Linked DNA regions of Homo sapiens: region 1 is linked to region 2. Evidence: read pairs that join two places in POLR2A ChIA-PET (ENCODE). Cell type or tissue: PC-9. All regions are shown on one strand. Each heading gives the region's core, and the rest is flanking DNA. Links, peaks and the distances in the headings are about the cores only. Region 1 overlaps SLC31A1 (solute carrier family 31 member 1). Region 2 overlaps FKBP15 (FKBP prolyl isomerase family member 15).

Region 1 (2,812 bases), core at 104-2,603, 71 kb before region 2:
GGTATATCTCCCAGTGCTATCCCTCCCCCCTCCCCCAACCCCACAACAGTCCCCAGAGTGTGATGTTCCCCTTCCTGTGTCCATGTGTTCTCATTGTTCAATTCCCACCTATAAGTGAGAATATGCGGTGTTTGGTTTTTTGTTCTTGCGATAGTTTACTGAGAATGATGATTTCCAATTCCATCCATGTCCCTACAAAGGACATGAACTCATCATTTTTTATGGCTGCATAGTATTCCATGGTGTATATGTGCCACATTTTCTTAATCCAGTCTATCATTTTTGGACATTTGGGTTGGTTCCAAGTCTTTGCTATTGTGAATAATGCCGCAATAAACATATGTGTGCATGTGTCTTTATAGCAGCATGATTTATAGTCCTTTGGGTATATACCCAGTAATGGGATGGCTGGGTCAAATGGTATTTCTAGTTCTAGATCCCTGAGGAATCGCCACACTGACTTCCACAATGGTTGAACTAGTTTACAGTCCCACCAACAGTGTAAAAGTGTTCCTATTTCTCCACATCCTCTCCAGCACCTGTTATTTCCTGACTTTTTAATGATTGCCATTCTAACTGGTGTGAAATGGTATCTCACTGTGGTTTTGATTTGCATTTCTCTGATGGCCAGTGATGGTGAGCATTTTTTCATGTGTTTTTTGGCTGCATAAATGTCTTCTTTTGAGAAGTGTCTGTTCATGTCCTTTGCCCACTTTTTGATGGGGTTGTCTGTTTTTTTTCTTGTAAATTTGTTTGAGTTCATTGTAGATTCTGGATATTAGCCCTTTGTCAGATGAGTAGGTTGCGAAAATTTTCCTAACCTTTAATCTATGATAAAATCTACCTAAAATATTTTATTTACCAAGTTGAGCTTATAACTAGGGTAGAAAGATTAGAATTACTGTGGCCGGGTGTGGTGGCTCACGCCTGTAATCTCAGCACTTTGGGAGGCCAAGGTGGGTGGATCACCTGAGGTCAAGAGTTCGAGACCAGCCTAACCAACATAGTGAAACATCATCTCTACTAAAAATATAAAATTAGCTGGGCATGGTGGTGCGTGCCTGTAATCCCAACTACCTGGGAGGCTGAGGCAGGATAATTGCTTGAACCCGGGAGGTGGGGGTTGCAGTGAGGGAAGGTCCTGCCATTGCACTCCAGCCTGGGCAATGAGAGCAAAACTCCATCTCAAAAAAAATAAAAAAATAAAAAAAAAACAAAGAAAGATTAGAATTACTGTACTGCCCTTTCATTTACTTTTTTTTTTTTTTTTTTGCCAATTGAGGTATACTAGTTTTCTTTAACAGAATTCAAAATCGTTCAATACTGGAGAATCATCTTTGCAATACTGGAGAATCACCTTTGCATTAGAATAACGGAGTGACAGGACTTAACTACCTAACTGGAACACATCTGTAAAAAGAATTTGGAAGGTGAAGGTGAATTTTAAAAGAAAAAGAAGGTGATCTGATTGTATGTCCTGGGAAAGTTACTTAGCCTTTCTGGAGCTGGTTTCCAGCCTGTACAACTTGGAGGATTCTTGGGAGGATTATATGAGATAACATACATAAAGCATCTACCAAAGTACCTGATAAATGGCAGCTATTATCATTATGTGGAATATTAGGGGATAAAAGAACTTGAGTAGGGAAAATCCAATGAGTGAACTTTGTGGGAGAAGGCATTAATCAAAATATTAGCTGGGTTTCTCTCCTCACTTGACTTTATTAAGACAACCCTTGACTTGTCTGTTAGCTTCTCTCCTACAAAGTATTTGCGTCAAGACTACTTTCAAGCCTGCGCACAGTGGCTCATGCCTATAATCCCAGCACTTTGGGAGGCCAAGGTGGGAGGATCACTTGAGGTCAGGAGTTTGAGACCAGCCTGGCCAACATAGTGAAACCCCATCTCTACTAAAAAATTACAAAATTACAAAAATTAGCCGGGTGTGGTGGCGGGCACCTGTAATCCTAGCTACTTGGGAGGCTGAGGCAAGAGAATCACTTGAACCTGGGAGGCCATGTTGCAGTGAGCTGAGACTGCACCATTGCACTCCAGCCTGGGCAACAAGAGCAAAACTCTGTTTCAAAAAAAAAAAAAAAAAAAAAAAAGGACTGCTTTCAAGTATCTTTCTGCCTGTCCTGATTTCCTGAGACCATGAAGTGGCTATGAACACTCATGTGAATAGTTCATAAGAGCTCTTCCTTCTAGCACAGAAATCTTGGATTTTTGTTTGTTTGTTTGTTTGTTTTTTGAGACAGAGTCTCTGTCACCCAGGCTGGAGTGCAGTGGCACAATCTCAGCTCATTGCAACCTCCGCCTCCTGAGTTCAAGTGATTCTCCTGCCTAAGCCTCCCAAGTAGCCGGGACTACAGGTGCACACCACCACACCTGGCTAATTTTTTTGTTGTATTTTTAGCAGAAACGGGGTTTCGCCATGTTGGCCAGGCTGCTCTGGAACTCCTGACCTCAGGTGATCTGCCTGCCTCAGCCTCCCAAAATGCTGGGATTACAGGCGTGAGCCACCATGCCTGGCCATCTTCTTGGATCATTAAGGAAGATGAGAAATGGTCTAGGAATTGACTATTTTAAAAAATTAAGCAGGAGTTTATGTGGAATTTAGTTCACATAAAATAGTTAATAAAAGGAGTTTCTTTCTCAGGAAGGCTTTAAACTATTCAGTTTCTAGGGAACATTTATCTTCAGTTAGGTACCTGAAGTTGGCTATGTGCCAACTTGTTTCTATTGTTCTGAATGCTATTAAATATAGGAAACAGTAAATGCTATATTGACTGTTGAAGAGCTCAGCACTTCT
Region 2 (2,812 bases), core at 299-2,798:
TTTGGAATTTGTCCCTTCCAGTGTTTTAGCTGCTGCAAGTCCTTATGAGAGAGGTGCATGTTCTGTTATTAGTGAACTCTGAGCTATGAATAGATGCAAAGCTCTCTGAGCTCTGAGTTAGTTTTGTTTTCATTAGGCCATTTGAAGCAGGACAATGAGTAGATGAAAGCCACTCCTATATCTGGAACTTCTAGATTTCATTGTCATCTGTGTTTAGCAGGTGAAAACCTAAGGCTACTGAATAGCAAAAATAAGTATCTTAAAGCTTAGTCTAAAGGTTACATATACTCTCAGATACTCATTTATAGCCTATTTATTTTTATTTATTTATTTTTTAAAGTGAAAGCAAGTTTATTAAGTGAAGGAATAAAAGAATGATTACCCCACAGGCAGAGCAGTGGCATGTTATTTTTATTTTATATACAATTTTGTTTTCTTGTTTTTTTTTTTTTTCTTTTGAGATGGAGTCTTGCTCTGTTGCCCAGGCAGGAGTGCAGTGGCACGATCTCAGCTCACTGCAACCTCTGCCTCCCAGGTTCAAGTGATTCTCCTGCCTCAGCCTCCGAGTAGCTGGGATGACAGGCGCCCACCACCATGCCTGGCTAATTTTTGTATTTTTAGTAGAGACCGAGTTTCACCATGTTGGTCAGGCTGGTCTCGAACTCCTGACCTCGTGATCTGCCCGCTTCGGCCTCCCAAAGTGGTGGGATTACAGGCGCGAGCCACTGCGCCCGGCCTTTATTTTCTTTTTTTAGGAGAGTCAAAATATCAGATTTTAAATGCAATCTATAAAACCGATAAAGACTTTGGAATAAGGCGAGGAATAAATATATTTAAAACAAGTGGGTACAGTGAACACAGTAAGAAGAGACAAATGATAATAAGGAAATAGACAACTGTGAAAATGTATGTAAGGTATAATAGAGACAGGCATAGTAGCTTGCACCTGTGGTCCCAGCTACTCCAGAGGCTGAGGTGGGAGGATTGCTTGAGCCCAGGAGTCCGAGGCTACAGTGAGCTATGTCGTGTCATTGCACTCTAGCCTGGGTGACTGAGCGAGACCCCATCTCTAAAAAAAAAAAAATTTTAAGTATACTGGTATAGGTATAATAGTATAGGAGTCATAATAGTAGTAGTAATATAATTGTATAGGAGAGATGGTCCACCCCATAATTTGAATTTGGTTTAATGCAGGTTGAAGGCAGCCATAACTCCCTGTTTACTAGTTCAGTCTACATAGAGTTATGTGAGGTTGGTTCATCACCTGCATGGAGAACACCTATGTTTAAAGTGACATCATACTTTGTTATTATTCAGGCCAAGGTGACAGAGGAGTTAGCAGCGGCCACTGCACAGGTCTCTCATCTGCAGCTGAAAATGACTGCTCACCAAAAAAAGGAAACAGAGCTGCAGATGCAGCTGACAGAAAGCCTGAAGGAGACAGATCTTCTCAGGGGCCAGCTCACCAAAGTGCAGGCAAAGCTCTCAGGTATGTGCTAGGTGGGGGATGCTGGGATTGTTGCCATTTAAACTCAAGGAATTAAGCTGTTTTCTTCCTCTCAATTTTTTTGGCATGATGCTCATGAAGTTTTTGAAGGACTACACCAAAAATTAAAGGAGACTAGTATAAAACCTACATGATTGTTTTACAGAAGGAACAGCAAAAGAACTGACTATTCATGTGGAATTGATCAGTGCCACAGTTCCCTTTTGTTTGGGGAGGTGTTGGCTTCAAAATCTTTGGTACTTATGATTGGCTTCAAATGCCTGGAATAGTTGATGTGTTGTTCTAACTCATGACTCAGTGGAAGTTTAAAAAAGAAATGCTTCCTGGTGTGGTTTCTTCTTTCCTAGAAGATGGATTGCAACTCTTCAGCCTCACACTCAAGGCCCATCCTGCTTGGCTTGTCTCCCGTTATATTGTCCAGTTCATCCTGGCCCTGACCATGCCAGCAAGCCTGCTGGCTGCTCTTCAGCTCATCCTGTAGTTCTTGTCTTGCTTCTTATCCATGCTATTCTCTGGACTTGACATGCCCACCATTACCAATATTCGCTTTTAGTCCTCTTCAAAATCTGCCTCTTTCAGAAGCTTTCCTAGTTTTCTCTAGAACATTTGATCTCTTTAAAAAAAAATCCTTTATCTCATAGTGCATTATTATAACCCTTATCACAGTTTGATAAGCATGGTGTTTTGCTCATCTTTGTAAAGTCCTCTCCTCCATATTAGTGTTAGTTCAGTGCCTGGCAAGACATGGTGATTGGATAGAAGATTTGTGAAGACCAGCAGGTTGATTAATCTACCTTGGTTTATGGAAACAAATATGGAAGGCAGACATGGGACTAGTGGGCAGGGGGTAGCTGGAGCAGCAGCAGAGTTGGGTGGAAGCAAAGTTCATTTGCCTAATAGAGAACTAAAAAACAATGATGTCAATTGGTAAGGTGCTACCTTGAAGATACATCCCTTCCCTTTTATTTTTTTAAAAATTTTTTATATTTTGTAGAGACAGGAGTCTTACTATGTTGACCAGGCTGGTTGTGAACTCTTGACCTCAAGCCATCCTTCCGCCCTGTTCTCCCAAAGCGTTGGGATTAACAGGCATTGGCCATTGCTCCCAGCCCATCTCTTCCCTTTTAGAGCATGACTGGGCCCACATGAGGCAAATGTGTTAGACAGTCTTAGATTTGAATGTTGTTCAAATGTCTCATTTCTGCTTTTGTGGTGCCTTATGACAATTACCTCAAGAGTCATAAGAGTCTCAAAAGTTTCCCAAACAAATTTTATTTATTTCAAAGAGCTTTATTTGAGAAGGGA

What was found. Peaks named below come from ENCODE experiments on the same cell type or tissue, not always from the same donor. Only the 100,000 strongest peaks of a DNase experiment are listed, where the experiment ranks them.
Region 1: POLR2A ChIA-PET joins it to region 2 with 6 read pairs; 2 of 35 experiments call an interaction of 5 or more read pairs at or near these places.

What each region holds. Positions count from the first base shown.
Region 1 is chr9:113,247,759-113,250,570 of GRCh38, reverse strand. All of the region lies in intron 1 of SLC31A1 (solute carrier family 31 member 1), which reads right to left. All of the region lies in intron 1 of LOC107987119 (a long non-coding RNA gene), which reads left to right. Among named protein-coding and RNA genes, the nearest start is that of CDC26, 26 kb to the left of the region's middle. In PC-9, for the core only: no CTCF peak of the experiment used is centred there; no DNase peak of the experiment used is centred there.
Region 2 is chr9:113,177,307-113,180,118 of GRCh38, reverse strand. It overlaps FKBP15 (FKBP prolyl isomerase family member 15), which reads left to right. Exons shown (of 28, transcript NM_015258.2): 20 at 1,318-1,489. Among named protein-coding and RNA genes, the nearest start is that of SLC31A2, 28 kb to the right of the region's middle. In PC-9, for the core only: no CTCF peak of the experiment used is centred there; a DNase peak (open chromatin) is centred at 1,798.